Regions from separate parts of the Homo sapiens genome. Here region 1 is linked to region 2. A link is an interaction called in ENCODE POLR2A ChIA-PET data of the cell type or tissue named here. Cell type or tissue: PC-9. All regions are shown on one strand. Links, peaks and the distances in the headings refer to the core of each region. The heading gives the core; the rest is flanking DNA.

Region 1 (9,970 bases), core at 2,120-7,119, 65 kb after region 2:
TTGTTTTGGAAACTTGTGTAAATAGCTCTTTGGGCAGGAGAAAGATTGCCAACACCTGCTATTTGTTTTCTGGTATTTATTAGAGCCACCCTGTGAAGGACCTCTAAGCTTCCTGGATCTTATTCATTTATCTGAGTTCACTCTTGGTTCAGGGTCAACATTTTTCAGGGCCTGCAAAAAGCTGGCAAGGATCAGAGGAGGGTCACTGACTCCGGGCTTTGTAGGTGAATATGTAGGTGAATATGGTTCAAAGAATGCCAAGTGGATAACAGTGATCTTGAAGCCAAATTTGGTTGCTCATGATGCTTTTCCTAACCCATCACTTTCTATTCCCTTCTCCTTATAGTTATTTACTAATTCATCCATCCATCTATCCATCTATTTACCCACTAGAGTAATAATTATAATTAGGCGGCCAGGCACAGTGGCTCATGCCTGTAATTCCAGCACTTTGGGAAGCCAAGGCAGGCGGATCACCTGAGTTCAGGAGTTCAAGAGCAGCTTGGCCAACATGGTGAAACCTCATCTCTACTAAAAAATGCAAAAATTAGCCAGGCGTGGTGGTGCACACCTGTAGTCCTAGCTACTCAAGAGACTGAGGCGGGAGACTCGCTTGAACCCGGGAGGTGGAGATTACAGTGAGCTGAGATCACACCACTGCACTCCAGCCTGGGCAACAAAGCAAGACCCTGTCTCAATAAATAAATAAATAATAATTAGGCCCACATCACAAAAGGCATTGTGCTAGATGCTGGGAATACAGTGATGAATAAGACTGCTCCATGCCCTAGGAAGAGAGAGGGACAGACAATTTTGTACAGCAAGGTAAGTGCTGTCATAGTCATAGGTACAGGGTACCATAGAAGAGGGGTACCCAGCCCAGCCTGGTGAGGTAAATCCAGGGACATCTTCAGAGCTGGGTCAGAAAAATGGTGGGACTGGTGGGTTAGAAAGAGAAATACCATGAGCAAAAGCATGGTAACCTAAACCGTTGCCTTTCCAAAGTGTGGTCCGTTGATCAGCAGAATTAGCATTACCAAAACTTATCTAGAACTGTTAGAAATGCAGAATCTTGCCCCCCTCAGACCTCCTGAATCTTATCCTGAATGTTAGTAAGATCTCCCAAGGAATTCCTAAGCACATTAATGTTTGAGAGGCATTGGTCTAAACACCATTTCTTGGGGAAATTACCAGTGGCTTATAGGCATCTTGTTCTCAGTCCAGGGCTCTCTTCCCCCAGCCACTGTTATCTCCTACTGCTGACTTGAAGATTCAGCTCTGGGCTCTCCCTCCACTCCCTAACTTGCTTCAGACACCAACATCCCAGCCACCTTCAGATTTCTGAGCAGTGAGTTCTTCCCCCTGGGAGAATTGCTAAGTCTAGTTTTCTTTTAGTTATAACACTGTCTGTACTTTTTGACCCAGTAATTCCATTCTGAGGACATTAGCCCAAAGGGAAAAAAAAATCCAAAAGAAAATAGTTATTTGTAGTCAGATGTTAAATGTTTACCACTGCGTCATCCTCAAGCACAAACAATCAAAGGAGAAACCTCCCAAATGCCAAGCAAGCAATGGTGTAGGAGTAGGGTGGGGAGCTGGTTGTTTCCTAAGCACTCTCAGGAATAGCCAGGGCTCAGGTCATGATGTCGTGGGAAGTGTCCTGGCTGGGAAGACAGAAAACCTGGGTCAAGTTCTAGTTTTGCTACTCCAGAACGGATCCCCTGGGGTAAGCCCATTCCTGTCTGAGGGTTTCAGGTTCGTCTGTGATCTCTAAACTTTAACATTCAGTCTGTGCACATTGGTGGCCCCAGATCCTCCCAATATATGCCTGCCCTTCCATGCAGAAGGGCAAGGGTCAGAGCACAGACCCTGGGAGAGGTGGCCTAGAGACAGAAATTCAAGCGAAACTGGCAATAACTGCAGGGAGAGAGCAGAAAAAGAACACGTACTGAACCCTGTGCAGACTCTGCGATACTAATAAAAGCTAATGTTCACTCAAAGCTTACTGTTTGCCAGATGCTGTTTTAAGTGCTTTTGTATGAATGAACTCACTTAATCTTCAGATCAACACTATAAAGTAACAATTATTATTCTCCCATTTTCCAAATAAGGTTCAGAAAGGTTCAGGAACTTGCCCAAAGACACTCTGCTAGAAGGGGCAGGGCCCAGGGTTGAACTCTCATGGTCAGACCCCAGAGCTCACATACTGGACCTCTAACCTCGTGCTCCTCCTCACCATGATTGCTGGACCAGCATCATCAGCATCCTTTGGAGACGTGCTAGGAAGACCATGCTCTCCAACCCACCCAATCAGAAAGTGGGGGTGTAGTACAGTGGGGCCCTCTGGTTTTTTATATTTATTTTATTTTATTATTATTATTATTATTATTATTATTATTATTATTATTATTACTATTATTTGAGACAGGGTCTTGCTCTGCTGCCCTGGCTGGAGTGCAGTGGTGTGATCATGGCTCACTGCAGCCTCTACTTCCTGGGGTCAAGCGATCCTCCGACCTCAGCCTCTCAAGTAGCTGGGACTATAGGTGCAGGTGCACACCACAAAACCCAGCTTTTTTTTTTTTTTTTTTTTTTTGAGAAACTGGGTCTCACTACGTTTCCCAGGCTGGTAGCAAACTCCTGGGCTCAAGCAATCCTCCTGCCCCAGCCTCCCAAAGGCTTGGATTACAGGCATGAGCCATTGCATCTGGCCTAGCTCTATTTTAACAAGCTTCCCCCACTCCTCAAGTGATTATCATGTATGATAAATTTTGAGAACCTTGCTCTAGATACTAACTGCTTTCAGTAACTCATAAAATTTTTTATAATTAAGGATAATTAACACCACTATTTCACTGAGGCAACTGAGCCTCAAAAGGGTCTCATGCTCATGGGTCAAACAGCTAGAAAATAGTACAGCCAGGATTTCAACCTGAGCCCCCTATGTCGAAACACCGGCTTTTTTCACTATACCATGCCCATGTTCAGTACCTCTCCAGAAATCAGTTTATCCAGAAGTAGAAGAGAGGGAGAAAAGAGAGTGGGAAGGCACTGGCCCTGATACCAGAGGAGGGTGAAAAAAGAGGATACATATGGAAAAATTGGCCAAACCTCATCTCTTTGGTCATCATGCCCCTAAAGTGGTGGTGGCAGCTTGGTTCTGCCTTGTTGGGCAACCTCATGTGTGCTGGGCTGCTGATTTTCCTGGGCCTCAAGCATCGGACCTATTCTTAGCTCAGCCCCGATGGGACATGTTTGCCGGGTATTGCCAAATCACAAGAACAATCACACCCTAGTAGCAGGCAGGCTATGCTTGGCTCACAGACCATGCAGGGCTGTCTGGGCATGTACCCAGCCTCCGCCCAGATGCTGGTCCCACCTGGACCAGCCCTAGGTGGGAAGAAAGAGATTCCAGGGGAATCCGGGCCATTGCAAATCCTTTCTCTAGTCACAAGATGCTGTTGCTGAACAGGATCTCAAAAATCCAAGAGGCCCACAGGGGCACTGTAACTTATCGCTGGTCACCCAGCCAGTGGGTGGTAAGGTGGAATTCAGAATCCCAGTCCTCCTGACTTCTTTTCCCTATGCCGTACAATCTGAGTTCTCCAATATGTTTGTTTATTTGTGTTCTGTCTGCTTCTGCTAACCAGAAAAAAAAAAAAAATTAGCCAAGGAATGCCAATACCCATTGTAACAGATGGAACCTCCCAGGAGGCGGTTTGCAAATGGAGACAGCAAACTGGCGACCCCAGGAGGTGATTTTTTATGAACAGCATTAGGGATCCAGTGGCACTGGTAAAAGGAACAAAAAGTATGCCTCACAATTGTAGGCAGCACTTTTATGCTAATGTCCCCCCCCCAAGTGTTAAACGTTTGCTTTCCTTTATTAGCTAATATCACAAGTTACTCAAGAGAGAAGAGGGGCCAGATGTTTCATTATTATTAATTATAAAGATATAAGTAATGATAATAACTGCTGTCTTTGGTGTCAGGCTTTGTGTTTTACATTCATCAGCTCATTTAAGCCTTACAATAATGTCGTGAGGTGAGTAATATTAATATTAGCTTCATTTTACAAATGGAGAAATGAAGGCTCAGAGAGGGTAAGTCACTTGCTCAAGGTCATACAGCTGGTAAGTGTCAGAGCCAGGCCCAAGAGCTCCAAAGTATGTGAGCTTAAACTTATGGAACACCCCTTTTAGAAAAGAGGAGACTGGTTGGGAAAGCAGAAGACAGATGGACAAACAGATGTGACAGCTGCCTTCACATAGCAAATGCTTTATTTTGTAGAATAAAGAATAAGCAAGACCTGTTTCCTGAAAACACCAGAGCAGCTACATAGAAGTTACAGGGTTGCACATGTCATTCAGTGTAAGAAATGACCACTGTTGACTCACAGAGAAAGTTGTTCAGATGGTAGCCCCCATCTCTGGAAATGCACATCATAATTGCACTAGGTGATTATCTAGTCCAGACCTCTCTTCTACTCCATTGTAAATGAAGTAGAGAGAGGTCTGGACTAGACAATCCCTAAAATCCCTTCCAGCTGGGGGATTCTACAGTTTGTGAGCATTTAAGCATCTTGAGGGTAGATATGGCATTCAATATCTCTCCATGCTCCCCAGAGCATAATGGCACAGGCCTACACAGGCAGTGGTAAGAAAATGTCTGCTGGTGTTGCCAGTAATGTAATCACTTTCCTCTGCCTGGTCCTCAAAATGGGAGATCAAGGAGATCTCTCTTTGCCACATTAGCAGGTCTCAATTCCAGCAAGTGGCAATAAAGCCCTCATTTCTCAGTCTCCCTGAGCCCTAGGCCTGGCAATTTGAAACACAGAGGAGGACAAAGGACTAAGAAACACAAAGGACCAATATCTGGCTAATGGGACATAAACAGAACTGCAGTGTACAAATTCCGGGAAGTGTCCTTAAAGGGGAGAGGGTACCCTTCCCCAGCCCTCCTCTGCCATGCTGCTGTCTGAAAAACAGATATGACTAAAGCTTGAACAGCCATCTTCAGTGATGAGATGGAAACCATGAGTTGAGAAGGGCAGAGCAATAAGATAGAAAGAGGCTGGATTTGACAATCAGGGAGCTGCCATACTAGGCCTGTGCTGCCTACAGGATGAGACAGAGAAGGAAGCTTACCATTATTTTAGGTGTTCTGTTACTCCCAGTGGAATCCAATTCTAATTCTTACAGAGTTGAAAAACATTCTGAACAATCAAATGAGCGAATAATTGTGAAAGTAAATCTGAGTAAGCTATTGAGATGTACATAATTATAGAAGAAGGGGAGAAAGGGAAAGGGAAGGAGAAAGCAAAGAGAAGGAGGAGAAGGGTAGAAGAAGAGGAGGAGGAGAAAGACTAGGAAGAAGAAAAGGAAGAGGAAAAGAAGGGAGGCGGGAAGGAGGAGGAGATGATGATAATGACAGGCATATGTCTTGCTTACAACCAGACTACAATATTCCTGGAGTCCGAGGTAGAAAGAATGCTCCATTCTCACTGCCACATTACATCCTCATTACATCTCACCTGAAATGTTGGGTCGGCTATTTGGTGTCTGTCTATAGTCTTCTTCCCTCTCCTTGATCCATTCTGCCAGCTATTGCCCAAGTCTTCAATATCACTCCCTTGCTCAAAATGGGTCCAGGCCGACTTTGTGTTTCAGATGAGAAAAGGAGCCCTTATTCTGACGTTTGCCAAAAATCTATCATTTCTGCCTTATACCTACTTCACACCCCTTGTCCTCTCACAAACGGTCTGTTTCAGGAAGAGTAAATTATTCACTGCTCCCCAAATGTACCTGCTAAATTCCTGCCTCTGTCCCTTTGCTCCCACTGGTCCCTCCACCTGGGATGTCCTTTGTCCTCTGAGTGCTGACAGCTCAACTGTCCTTCACAACTCTGGTCAAATGCCCCCTTTTCTATCAATAACTCACAACTCTCTTTGCCCCAGCTGGAGTCAATCTCCAAAGCCCATACATGTTTTAGTATGCATGACTGCCTCTTTGGACCCCCACACTAAAGCCTGTCTGTAGCAGGAGGACACAACATCAGCAGAAGGAGGAAGTGGGGGAGGAGAGAGTGTCTTTCTCTGGGGCTAATGATTATGACTGGCCACCGCTCCAACTCCATCTGGGATTCCTCATTGCCTCTTAGAGAAACAGTCATCATCTAGCCTTATCTTTCTCTTTATTACTGCAAAGATATCCCAGGTCAGGTAAACTAAATTACATATCCTAAGATTTTTCCCATTCGACACTGTGTATTGCTGTGGCCTCCATATGTAATCTTCTCTTCCACCCTAAAGACTGTCCCCATTTCTCAAGGATCTACTCCAGTTTACCTTCTCTGTGGAGCTCTGAGCTATCTCAGTCCTCTATGAGCTGTTTTCTCCGTAAGATATTATCTCACTTTTTTGAATTACCTCTTACCTTATAGAGGATTTATTATGTTCTTATATTCTTTCCTCCAGAGTATATATCCGAGTTTTTATATTTGCTAGACTGTAAAGAACATGGAGCTTTGAAATTAGACAGACTCATCATTGGACAAGATATTAACTTTGCTCAGGCTCAGTTTTCCCATCTGTAGAATAGGGATTTTAACACCTGCCTCGCAGAGTAGTCATGAAGATTAAATAAGAGAGTCTGGTACTCAAAGCAAGGTTAGCAGCACCTGCTCATGAGAATGCGGCAGAAGCACAGAGCCTGACGTGAAGGAGGTCTTCACCGGGGATGGGGAATTACTGAGCTGTTGATTTGGAGGCTCCTGCTGGAGTCTCTGAAGTTTGCTGGGTGTCACTGTTTGCAGCTGTACAAGTTAAGTGAGTGTCACTGTGATCTTGAAAACACTTGAACAAGATGGGCTTGGCTGTAGTGGAAGAGAAACCCTGTAACTTTCAGAGATAACCTCAGGAAAGAAGCTTCTCCTATGCTCAGTGAAGGCCCTGGGACAGACTCATGTTCTGGAATATCCCAGGCTTCCTTGTCACCAGGAAGCTGAGGAGAGCCACATGGAAGTCTTCCTTAATGTGGGGAGACTGGTCTAATAAGAGACAATTGAATGGGAGGCCTCAGGCGAAGTGAGTTGACTGTTGCCCAGTACTCTGTGCTGGTCAGTCTCCACTCAAGGGGTCGGGTTCTCTCAGTGCCACATGCTGGAAGAGGGGCATGGATCCATGCAAGGCTTCAGAAGAGGAAGGCAGCCTGGGGAGAGGATTAAGACGCCATCCTTTGGAAAAATGTATTGAACAAGGCATTAAGTCTAAAAAGAGGAAGTTTAGTGAGCATGGGTTCTATTGACCATATTTGATGTCCACAAGGACAGTCATGTGGACATAAACATGTGAAGTGGGCCCAATGCAGGAGACAGCCAAAAGTGATGAAAACAGACTCAGAGGCTTCTCAGCACACCTGACTCTTACACGTAAGGATAGGGGTCTGGTGTTGCAAGATCCTCCAACTTTTCTAGAGAATATTTACCTCTGGGTTAGTTTGTTTGTTTTTCATGAAACCTCACAATTTTCATTTGAGTAATTGATTCAAAAGCTTTCGTAGCTCTGCACCAGCCAACACTGTGCAGACCAAACAAATCATATCTGTAGGAAATGAGTGGATACCTGGGCTAACAGTTCGCAATTTTTGGATGAGATGCCCTCTAGGGTTGTTTCTAAATTGTACTCTCTAGTTATAAAATAACCCCACAAATTTAAAATTGATTGACTCAAATGGCAGGTGTTGGCATCATGTGCCTTAGGAAAAGATGCTCTGTGGTATTTCTAGTGCCTACCATTACTGTTGCCATCAGCCAAGGCAGAGAGATTGAGAGCACATGTTCTGGAATCAGACAGACTCGGGTTCAGATCCCAGCTCTGTCACTTTCTAGTTCTGTGATCTTGGACAAGTGATTTAGCTTCTGAGCTCAGATTCCTCAGCTGCAGTTGAAATAGTAGCTGAATTTATTGTTTAAAATGTGCCACACACTGATGTAAGTAATTCCTAAATTTTAATCCTATAAACAACCCTCTAAAAGTGGGCAAAATCATCATTATGTTCATTTCACAGATGAAAAAACAGGCACAGAAAAATTCAGGGATCACGGCTAATAAATAGAGAGCTGACATGCAAGTCCAGACACTCTACCCCCAGGTTTGTGCTTTCAACTGCTTTACTCTACTGGCTGGAATCAAAAATAAGGGTGGTAGTGGGAGTGTTCCCTGGGGTTCTCATGAGAATAGAAATGATGATATATGTAAAAGAACTAGCTCAATGCCTGAACATACTAACAATACATTTAAAAGATGCCTACTATTATGTTATTAACCATTTCCTATGTTCATCCGTAATCCCTCCTCCTTTAATCTATCTTTGACCCAGTTTCTCTGTCTCTCCCTTTCTCTTCTCTATTCTAATTATTACAGTAAGGATCATTTTAACACCCAGCTCTGAACAAATGCCCTCTTTATTTATGACCAAGCTATGGCTTATTCCTGTTCACCTTTCTGCTTCCTTCAATCACTCCCTAGCCCCTCCCCAGCCTTTTTTGTTTAATCCCAAGGATTATTTATCAGGTAAATCTATCATTAGGTAATGTTTTAATAATATGTTTCCCATCAGATAAATGGATATTACGTATTCCCTATAACCAGCCATGCTCCATGGTAAATATTACTCTAAAAAGGAAATTCATGACTCATAATCAACTGAACACCCAACTGGGAAGCTGGGGAGCTCCCATCTATGAAAATTATTATTGTTTGATAGATTTTTAGCCCACCTGCTCCCTGAGGGTCCTCTGAGTCATGCTGTACACATGAGTAGCATGCAAACTGGCAGGGGCTGGTTAGTTAGGGATGAAGTCAGGGTTATTTAATAACCTGTATTTATAGTATCTACTTACAAGGGAAAAAATCTCCTCTGTTTTATGCAGGTACCTCTAATCAGGAATTTGCTGGCAACACACACACACACACACACACACACACACACACACACACACACACACAGACACTCACACTGGAACCCACACTTCACCTGCCCCAGCAGGCCAAGGGTGGTGTTTCTCAGTTACCTTCCTCCATCCCACTAGGGAGCTATGGGAAAGATGCTCAGGTTTGGCAATGGTTTATGCCTAGTATGAATCCCCCTCCCATCACTTACTTGCTGTGTGACTCCAGACAAGTAACAAACCCTCTAAGCCTCAATTTCCCTGCCCCCAGAGCTATCATGTGGATTAGATCAAATAAAACACTTGGTACATAGTAAAGTGCTCAAATTTTGGTCCTGCTTAGGGGGACATAGAAGAATGTGAGCCTTGGGGAAATTCTGCTCCAGGACAAGAGCAGCCATATTTTTGAGATCATGTCTGGAGAGAGATAAGGGTCCAAACATTCTAGAACCATGGTTGTCTGTCTACTTTGTATTTATAGGACTGGAAACAACCTCTCCTCCATCATCAAGGCTGAAATTCAAGTTACCTCTCCTTGAGCACTTACTGCATACCAAGGACTGGGATTGATAGGTGTAGGGTCATTTAGAGATGAATATCATAGTTTCCTTGCTACCACAGAGCTCAGAGGCTAATCAGTGATTCCCTAAGTTATGTGTGGTGTCTGGATCACCCGTCTCAGAGTCACCCTGATTCCTGGGCCCCTACCCCAGACTTCTTGAATTACAGTCTCTGGAGGTGGAGCCTCAGGGTCTGCATTCTCACAAGTTCCCCCAATTAATTTTATGTACACTAAGGTTTGAGAACAGCTTGCCAGCAGCTGGCAGCATCTAAGATTTATTATGCATTGACTATTCATTCCTTCATTCAACAAATATTTGTTGAAGGTATTTCTGTGTTAGGCACTGTGCTAAGTGCTTTATGTGCATTGATTCATTTAATTCTCTCAACATATCTATACAGCAGGTGCCATTGACTCTATTTTTCTAGCCCAAGAGCTAAGAAAAGTACATACTTAACC
Region 2 (9,970 bases), core at 3,149-8,148:
TGAGGATAATATGCTAAGTGAAATGAATCAAACACATAAAGACAGATATTATGTGTTCTCACTTATATGTGGAATCTAAAAAATTGACCTCTTAGATGTAGTGAGAAGAATGATCACTGCCAAGGCCTGAAGGGCGTGAGGGAAATAGGGAGACATTTGTCAAAAGGTACAAACATTTAGTTATAAGATGAATACGTTCTGGGGATCTCATGAATACCACAGTGACTACAGTTGATGATACTGCATTGCATACTTGAAATTTGCTAAGAGGATAGATCTGAGGTATTCTCACCACACACACACACACAAACAGTAACTACGTGAAGTGATGGATATGTTAATTACCTTGATTGTAATAATCATTTCATGATATATATTAATACATACATCACATCATCACTGTGTACACCTTAGATTTATACGATTTTTATTTGTCAAACATACCTCCATAAAACTGGGGAAAAATACAAACAGAAAACCAAATGCAATGAACTCCACTTTCCAAGTGCATCTAGAATTTGTGTGCATCTTCCACATTTCCAGCATAGCCACCTTGGTTCTGGCACCGTCACCTCTTGCTGCAGTCATTGCAATCACTCTCCCACAGCTTTGTCTGCTCCCATCATTGTTCCTCTAAAAGCTCAACTTTGCAGAGCCCCAGAGAGAAGTTTTCAGGGGATTTAAATCAACTCTGAACTGGATTTCCATCTTATTTAAAGCAATGTCCTTTCCACCGGACTCAAGGCCCTGCATGATCTGCCTCTAGTTGTCTTGGAGCTCATCTCCAATTGCTCCTTCTCCTGCCTCCTGGTGCTGCCTCAGACTCTCCAAAGTGCTCTTGCCTAAGGGCACTTGCACCTTGCTTCTCTTCTTCACCTGGAACACACTTCCCTCAGACAGCCACATGGCTTGCTCCCTCATTTAATCCCCCTGCTCAAACTGTGGTCATTCCCCTGACCACACTCTACATAAATTGTCTATCCTCTCCTTTCCTTCCCTCCTCATCTCCCCACTGAATTTTCCTCCACGACACATCAACAGCTGACATATGTAGTACATTTTTGTTTGTTGTTCAGCTCCCCTCATCAGAATGTAAACCTCATAAGCTTATAGTCTAGTGAAAAAATCTGTTTCATGTGACAACTAGTAGGTGCTCAATAAATAGTCAATGAATGAATGCATAGGAGGCAACTGGAAAAGCAGGGAGTGTCCAAAATAGTATGGGATTCAGAGACCATTTCCAATAACAATTATTGGAGGGAAATTCGACTTGGAAGGCAGCACTAATTTGTAGAACAAGGAAGGGAGTCATGAGGACTGACTTCAACTGCTTGAAGAGCTGACATACGGAGTAGGAGCAGACTCACTCTGCATTTTTCATAAAGTAAAACTCCTAAGTAGTTTTCCAGGCCAACAAAGTGGGTGTGGCAGGCATTCAAGACACAGAGAATCATATGAGCCCTGCGTCGAGGCTGAGATTTGGAAAGACGTGGCTTGTATGTTAAATACCAAATTAGTCATATGCAGCTGGAGGGGAGTGGTGGTCCATGAGGTCAGAAAGATAAACTGGATGGGCTTTTATTGCATTCATTTATTAATTCATGAAAGTATCAAATGCTCTACATTTAATTAGCACATATTATCTCCCAGGCTCTGTGCTAGGTCCTGGGGATATAAAGCCTGTAATTTAGAAATCCTGTCATTGAAAGATAAGAATGAACATTTGTCAAGGCCTTAAAGGTCTCTGTATATAATAGGTACTCAAAAAAAAAAAAACTGGATCCCTGAATGCTGGTGTCTGAGTCCATTTGGCTACTATAACAAAATACCTTAGACTAGGTAATTTATAAACAATAGAAATTCATTACTCACAGTTCTAGCAAATGGAAAGTCCCAGATCACGGACTTTATAAAGGTGTCAGCAATTCAATGTCTGGTGAGAGCTCTCCACTTCATAGATTCATAGGGAGCTTCATAGCGCTCTCTACTTCATAGATTGCACCCTCTTACTGGGTCATCACATGGTGGTGGAAAACAAGCCTCTTTCTATGAGGCCATTAATCCCATTGATGAGAGCAGAGTCGTCATGACCCTATCACCTCCCAAAGGCCCTGCATCTTAATACTATCACCTTAGGAGTTAAGTTTCAACCTATGAATTTTTGGGGTGGAGGGCACGCCAACATTCGAAGTATAGCAGGAGGCTATGTTTTTCTAGTTAATAATCATATTAATCCTATGAGGCAAATATAATTATGCCTGTTTTAGAGGTAAGGAAACTAAGATTTAGTTTTCTGACTTCATATAACTCATATGATTCTGGGCCATGCTATAAATCTAGCTCTGTCTCACATCAAAGTTTTTGGGTTTTTCCCCGCCCCACTATGTCCTCTTGTCTCCTCAAAACAGCTCAAACTCTTAGAAATAACTTCCTAGACCAGAGAAGTAAAAACAGGAGGGATGGATCCACTCTACTCATACAGGAAGGTTTTGAGTGGGAGCCTTAAAGGATGAGTCTCTTTAATCTCCCTGGCCCAGTAGTTACCAGAATTGCCTTGCTATCAATCCCTGGGGAGCAATAGGCACTGTTGTTAAGTGTGCCAGCCTTGGGTTGCACAGTCTGGAATTTGAATACGAGTTTTCCCCTTGATTAGCTATATGACCCTGGGCATATCACTTAATCTTGTTAAACCTCAATCTTCTCATTCTTAAAATGAGGACTAAAAATTATACCTCTGGGGTGCCCCTGTGGCTCACATTTGTAATTTGAGCACTTTGGGAGGCCAAGACAGGAGGATTGCTTGAGCCCAGGAATTCAAGGCTACAGTGAGCCATTACTGCACTCTAGCCTGGGCAACAGAGCAAGACTCTATCTCAAAAAAAAAAAAATTACACCTCTAATAGAAGATCACTATGAAATTAAATTGGATAAATCATGCAGAATATGTAGCAAAATTTCTGGCACAAAATAAATGATCAATGACTCTTAGCCATGGGATGAAGAAGATAATGGTGATGAGGATATTCTGGCTCCAGGTGACAAAGTCAAGGACATGTCTGGCTGATAAAGTCAGTTTAGCAGCTTCCATTAAGAAGTTATTCAGAAAAAAAGCTGGGACCCTGTCCTTTACAATCCCACAGTGAAATGTACTGTACTTAAGGAAGGGCAAGGAGGAAGGAGAAGTTCCTATCCACACCACAAAGCTAAAAAACCCAAGAAGAGTTTGGTTTTGCTCTGTTCTCAGTCCTTTTTAACTGAGTTTTCCTTTTTAAAAAAATACTATGGCCTTTGCCTGAGGCCTAATCAGGATGCCTATAAATGTGCATATTTATGGATGTTAGTATAATACACCTTAAAAAGTTCCCTTTGCTTTCAGATGCTGGTCTGCATTTTGTGCATGTCTCAGCTATGTGCTGGGTGGCTGCTACAATATTTCTGCTGAGGCAGGCAGAGTACACCCACCCAAATGCATTTCATCTAAATGTAGTTTGGTCTGGGACATCTTGGTAATCAGGGAAGACAAAGCAGATTAAAATCATGTGAGAGGCCACTTTCCCAGCGAGCTCAAACATGCTCTGCTGATAGAAACCACTCCACACAGGGCATGGGGGTGTGACTTTGTGGGGAAGAGGGGGAGGTGGAAGGATTGGGGTCAGGTTGTGACAAGGAGATGAAGGTTTGTTCCAGCCAAGGGGTCTGTCTGGGATGCCAGCCATGAGGAAAGCAAGCTTCAGCACAGATGTCTGTGATGTGGAGTAACCCCACGTATATTTCAAAACAGATTTCCTGGGGGAAATTTTTTGGGAATTCACAATATGTTGTTAAAACCAGGCAATCCTTTGAGGTTTGTTATTCTTCTTCTAGGACTCTGTAATATTCACCGGCAGGAAAACCCAAGGGAATGACTACTATGACATCTGATGGTGAGAAGGCGGCGTTGGTTGAGGGGAGTGAATGGGTTATATCTATTGAAAATCTACTATGGGTTTTTCTTCTTTTTTCTCTGATTATCACAGAAGAGGTTACTAAGTTTCAGAAAGAAGCAGGAATTAGTGCTTGGAGACCCAAACATCCTAGAAGGACCCTGGAGATCCTTTGTGAAGTTGAGAAGGAGGGAGATTATTGTTTAAGGTAGCTTCTGAGTTGTGCGCCAGGCATTGGAAACTAAGCCAAGGACACAGCCAGCCAGTGAGCAAGGCCTTCTCCAGATCATTCCGGGGAGTTCTGCTCCAGTTTAGAGGGCTGTTCCAGGTTCCCTCAGTGGTGATTTTGGAGGCTTCAAAGGACTTCCCAGTAGAGATGAGCAAAGAGAGGTCATCCCCATTCCCTTGAAACTGATTCAGCCAAGCCTTTCATGTCAACCTTCTGCACCAGTTGAGCAAAGCAGTAATCACACCCATTCAAGTCTTCTAAAGGGAAAGAAATCACCATCACTTGTCCTTATTCTGTTGCACTGGAAATAGATTTGTCAGATAAGATATAGGATACCCAGTTAAATTTGAATTTCAGATAAATGATAAAACTTTTTTGGAATAAGTGTGTCCCACATGTTGCATGGGACACACAAACTTGATCTGAAATTCAAATGTGACCAGATGTCCTGTACTTTTATTTGCCAAATCTGACAATTCCTTCCACAAGTCACTAGAAACATCTCATAATTGTGCCCCCCTGCAGGTGGTAAGAGGTACCATGTCATAGCACAACCTGCAAAAAGTGGTTAATGATAGAACATGCCACTGAGGGGTAGTGAGCCTCTTGTCACAGAGAGCTTACCTGGCTGTTTTCATACCTTCCCTGCACTTTTAATCCCTCACTCCTCAGCTCCTAGGGATAAGGAGCATGAATCCTGAGGCAGGTTGCTTGGATATGAACGCTGGTTAGCTGATGGCCTTACATTAAGTAATATAACCTCTCTGTGTTTTCTAGTTTGCTCGTCTGTAAAATGGGGGCAAGAGTAGCAATTACCTTGTAAAGTTGTTCTGAAGCTTCAAAGTGCTTAGTTCAGTGCTTGGCCCATGGGGAAGGAAGAAAAGACATTAATTATTACTGTTATTATTCCCTGGTACCTATATACAAAAGGAGTTGGGCTATTGAGAATCATGTAATCATGTCAAAGCTGGGGCAGAATTTAAGGTCTCAGAAGCCATTGCTGAACCACTGCCACTCAGAGAAGAAAAATATTTTGGGAGCATTTAGAGGAACTCTCTTGTTTTAGAAATGAAAACTCAAGCCAGAAAGGCCAAATGGCTCGCTCCAAACTTCACAGGTGGTTGAGAATAAGATCTTGGGGTAGAACAGCAGATACAGATAAAATAACCCAAAGGAATGGTGGAGAGCCTTTTGCTAGGACTCAGTAATTTAAATTACAGAATTACAGGATTTTAGAGCTACCAGAAGTGGGCAAGACAGCATTTGCCCCAGGGCCGGCCTAAAGCAAGACACAGACATAGGAGTCAAATGTTCTTGGGGTTCTAGTCCCAGTTCTGCCCTGGTGTTTCTTACACATCTTTTGGCAAGTCCTTACCTTCCCTAGCCTTCAGTTTCCCATCTGTACAACGGAGATAATCATCTGAGCTCTGTCTGCTTCCTCTGGCTATTGCGAAAGCTTTGGAAGGAATGACACCTCGGCTGCCTCCCAGGAACTAACCATCCCACTCTGCCCTTTTGGCCTCTCCCCAGCTTGTCAGAGTGCTGCCTTCCTTCACGTCCTTGGCTTCCAGCCCTCACAGGCATGAGATATCTGGGCCCCAACTGACTGATGACCAGCAGATTCTAGTATGTGGGGTGAGGGTGGGGAAGGTTCATTCTTGCTTGACTGGCCTGCATTGCCCATCAGCCTAGATTCAAGCCATGCAAAGAAGGCCTCTGAGCTCAGCTCTCAACTGATGCTTTTTGAATTGAGCAGAGTGACCTTGCTGAAAAGTAAGTCTGATCATGACACTCACCAACTTAACCCTTGCCTACAGGTGTTAACCTGGTCCCCCATCTGCGTTACCACTTACTATCTCTCACTCAGACTAATAGACCTCAGCTTTTCTGTGCCCACTACCCCTGCTCAAATCCATTATTTGCATAGTCACCAAGAGAGCCGTCTAAAATAAAAATCCAATTAGGCTGCCTCCCCTCTTAAAACCCATTATTCACTGCAGGGATTCTTTTCTTGTCTTTTCTTTTTTGAAACAGAGTCTCACGGTGTTGCCCAGGCTGAATACAATCGTGCAATCATGACTCTCTGCAGACTTGACATCCTGGGCTCATCAAGCAATCCTCCTGCCTCAGCCTCCCGAATAGCTGAGACTACAGGCACCCACCACCACATCACACTCTACAAAAAATTTCTGTTTTTTTGTAGAGATGGGGTCTTGCTATATTGCCCAGGGTGGTCTCAAACTCCTGACTTCAAGTAATCCTCCTGCCTTGGCCTCCCAAGGTGCTGGGATTACAGGTGTGACCCACCACACCTGGCCAACTGCAGGGATTCTTTATTTGAAGATCATGGATAGGTTTCAGGAAATATGTGAACACTCTGAAATGTATACCCTAGTTCTGTTTGTGTGAGTATTAACTTTGATCAGATTTTCAGAGAGGTCTGTGACCAACTTCCTGCACTAAAAAATGTTTACAAACCACTGCTCCACAGGATAAAGTTCAAACCTCTCAGTCTAAAGGAAATACAAAGCCATTCATGACACAGTTTTTACATACACCATCTTCATTTTGGATTTCTCAGCCCCAATTGCTTGAACATGTCTTGCCGTTTCTTATCTCCTTGCCTTTGCTCAAGCTGTGTCCTCTGTCTTGAAGATCCTCTTTTTCTCATTCTTTCCAGGGATCTCCCTCCCTTGGTTAAGTCCCAGTTAACTAGTATAACTTCATTCAAGAGTTTCTTCTTCCAGGAGCTTCCCAATATGATTTGGCTGTGGGCCCCACCCAAATCTCATGTTGAATTGTGATCCCCAGAGTTGGAGGTAGACGTGGTGGGAGATGGTTGGATCATGGGGGTGGTTTCTAATGGTTTAACACTGTCTCCTAGTGTTGTTTTGTGACAGAGTTCTCACAAGATCTTGTTGTTTGAAAGTGTGTAACACCTCCTACTTCGTGCACTTTCTCTTTTCCCTTCTTCACCATGTGAAGATGTGCCTGCTTCTCCTTCACCTTCTGCCATAATTGAATGTTTCCTGAGGCCTCCCCAGCCATGCTTCCTGTATAGCCTGCAGAACGGTGAGCCAATTAAACCCATTTTCTTTATAAATTACCCAGTCTCAAGTATTTCTTTATAGCAATGTGAGAATGAACTAATACACTTCCTCTGACCCTCTCCTCCACACCCATGCTGGGGAGATGTTCTTCCGTGGGATCCCACAATCGACATCCATCTGGCTCTCTAGAATTGCACTGTTCATGTAGTGCTCACAGAGATGAAAGCTCTTTGAGAACAAGACCACACATTATCGCTTTCTTCCTCTCCTTTTCTCAAGCAGTGGTTCTTGGGGACTGCAGCATCTCACCTTCATAGAAACTCAACACTCAGACCTCACCCCAGACCTACTGAATCAGAAACTCTGAGGTTGGGGCCAGTGAGCTGTGCTTTAACAAGCCCTGCAGGTGATCCTGATGCCCGCTGAAGCCTGGGAACCATAGTCCTGAAAAAACGTCCCTGGCTCTTGTCTGTTCTGTTGTGATAGCTCCTAACTGGGCTTCCTGCTTCCTCCTCTGTCACCTTCCAATCTATTCTTCATCCTAGAGCCAGAATTATCTTTCTACAACATGGAAGGAAGGGCCCTCCTCAAGAGCCTTCAGTGGCTTCCATTTGCACCTATAATTAAATCCTGATCCCTCACCATGACCTACAGGACCCTGTGTGACCTGGCCCTGCATCTCTCCTATGCTGACCCCCTACCACCAGGCACGATGGTCTGCTTTCAGCTTCTGAGGTCAACCATCCCTTCTTGCCTCAGGCCATGTGCTGGGATGGGGAGAGGAATATGGGTGAGTCATCTTCTCCATCCTTGAGGAGGTATAGTCAACTAGGGGAGACAGATATGGACACAAATAGACATGCAGTTCATAGAAAGCAAAGTAGCAGGGCTGTGCATATGGTACAGAAACAGCAAAGACTCATTCTGTTTAGGGACTTTTGTTTTGCAGTGATTTCCAACTCTGCTTCTAAAGTTTGAAGGTGTAGTTTTTCTTATTCGAACATTCCAATACTAGGCATTCCATTGCCCTGAGCCTCAGTCCTGCTACTGCCATTCAGAAGCTATGCCCACCGTGCAGGGGCATTGGAGGGAGTACACGAGGATATACATCAAACGTGCCAAGCGGAGGGCAGGGTCTCTGCAGGGATCAGGGACTCCCATGTTTCTGGAGCAGATTCAAGTTTTGATGTTGTGGGGACTTACCCTTCCTGAGCTTCAGTGGGAAACTAAGTATCCCCTGAAAAAACTGAGGTGTTAAGGAGGAGGCTTGAGGTTGGGCCTACAGCAAAAGAAAAGTTCCCCTCCACTTTAAGAAATCTCCCTCCTGTGGGTGTGGTAGTGAATGTGAAAGTAGAATCTGCCTCCTGGCCCCTGCACTTACCAGAAGGGGCAGTGGTACTTGCAAAGGAGTTACAGAAAGAGCAGCAGCTGAACAGGAACTGGGGCCACCGGTTCTGGGAAGCTGGGGCTTTGGGGGAAGCGCCTGGCAGACCCCAGTGTTTACAAACTTCAGGAGCACCTGAACCCCAGCCTGTGTTAGGCACAGAGCAAATTGTGGTGAGCTACTGGCACAAGTCCTCTGGAGCCAGAAAGTCAAGACAGAAAGCCAGGATGACTCCTCTAGGGCCCAGGGCTCACAGTTCCCTGGACAAACAGCCTCACTGTGGCCTCTGGGAAAAGGTGGGAGGCAGAGCAGGCTGGTGGGTTAGATATTCATTCATTCATTCCCAATTTCCTCATCTGTGAAATGGGGAAAGAAATTCCTTCCACGTCTACTTGGATTGTATATAGTGGGGAAGGGTAGAGAACAGGTTGCTATGGAGACCAAATGAGATAATACATTCAGTTATTCATTTAATATACACTAAGCACCTGCTACGATAAAAATAATAATGGGCACTTATTGAGTACCTAGTGTATGCCAGGCACTATGCTAACTACTTTAATCCTCACAATCATCCTCCGAGGTAGCTGCCCTGATTTCCATTTACAGATGAGGAAACTGAGGCTCAGAGAGATGACTTGCCCAGATCACACAGCTAGTCAGTGGTGGATCTGGGATTTGAGAGCCACAGTGTTAAATGGGGCTCAAGTCTCAGCTCCTGTACTAGAGTCAGGGATCTGCAAGGTCAGGAATTATCATTTATCAATCTCTGAATCTTCGGTGCTTAGGCCACGGCCCAGCACATAACAGCTGCTCACTAAATGTGGGTAGGCCTCTTGCATATCTACAAGACAAGGTGAGATGAAACAGTCTGGTGGGGAAGTCAGGGAAGCAAACCAGCAGCAGGTAATGTAACAGGATCTATAGCAGATGTGCCTTCAGAGAGCTCCCTGAGGTTTGTGCTGGGTCACACTGTGTACCAATCAGGGTCCCAACAGTCTGACAGCTCCCAGGAAATAGCAGATTTCAAGGAGGGATTATATGCAAAGGTGCAGATATAGAAGAATCACAAAAGAGAGAGTAGGCACTTAATAGCTCCTGAACTGTTCTCACAACTCTTAATAGCTGCTGAACTGTCCTGCAGAGTTGCTTTCCTCAGGAGGAGCAGTGAGGAACATGGCCAGTTCAGTGACGTTGCAAACAGTGTATCAAAGGAATATCATACTCTCTCCCTTCCTCTTTTCCCTCCCTCTGGTCTCCTGTGGCTCCCTGTTGGCCAAACCCAACTAGAAACAGAAGGTTCAAGAACCCACCAATTCAATCCCCATAGATCAACCTCTTGAATACAGAGCAGATGAGGAAAGGTAATGTATGGATCTAGAGG

The links. ChIA-PET counts read pairs that join two places held together with the same protein. Peaks named below come from ENCODE experiments on the same cell type or tissue, not always from the same donor. Only the 100,000 strongest peaks of a DNase experiment are listed, where the experiment ranks them.
Region 1: POLR2A ChIA-PET joins it to region 2 with 9 read pairs; 2 of 35 experiments call an interaction of 5 or more read pairs at or near these places.

Annotation. Positions count from the first base shown.
Region 1 is chr1:59,104,440-59,114,409 of GRCh38, forward strand. No RefSeq gene overlaps it. Among named protein-coding and RNA genes, the nearest start is that of HSD52, 37 kb to the right of the region's middle. RefSeq lists enhancers at 2,797-3,297, 3,298-3,798. In PC-9, for the core only: no CTCF peak of the experiment used is centred there; no DNase peak of the experiment used is centred there.
Region 2 is chr1:59,038,308-59,048,277 of GRCh38, forward strand. The region is part of intron 2 of LINC01358 (long intergenic non-protein coding RNA 1358); the gene reads left to right. Among named protein-coding and RNA genes, the nearest start is that of LINC01358, 23 kb to the left of the region's middle. RefSeq lists enhancers at 7,348-7,397, 8,253-8,322. In PC-9, for the core only: no CTCF peak of the experiment used is centred there; a DNase peak (open chromatin) is centred at 5,684; H3K27ac peaks cover 960 bases.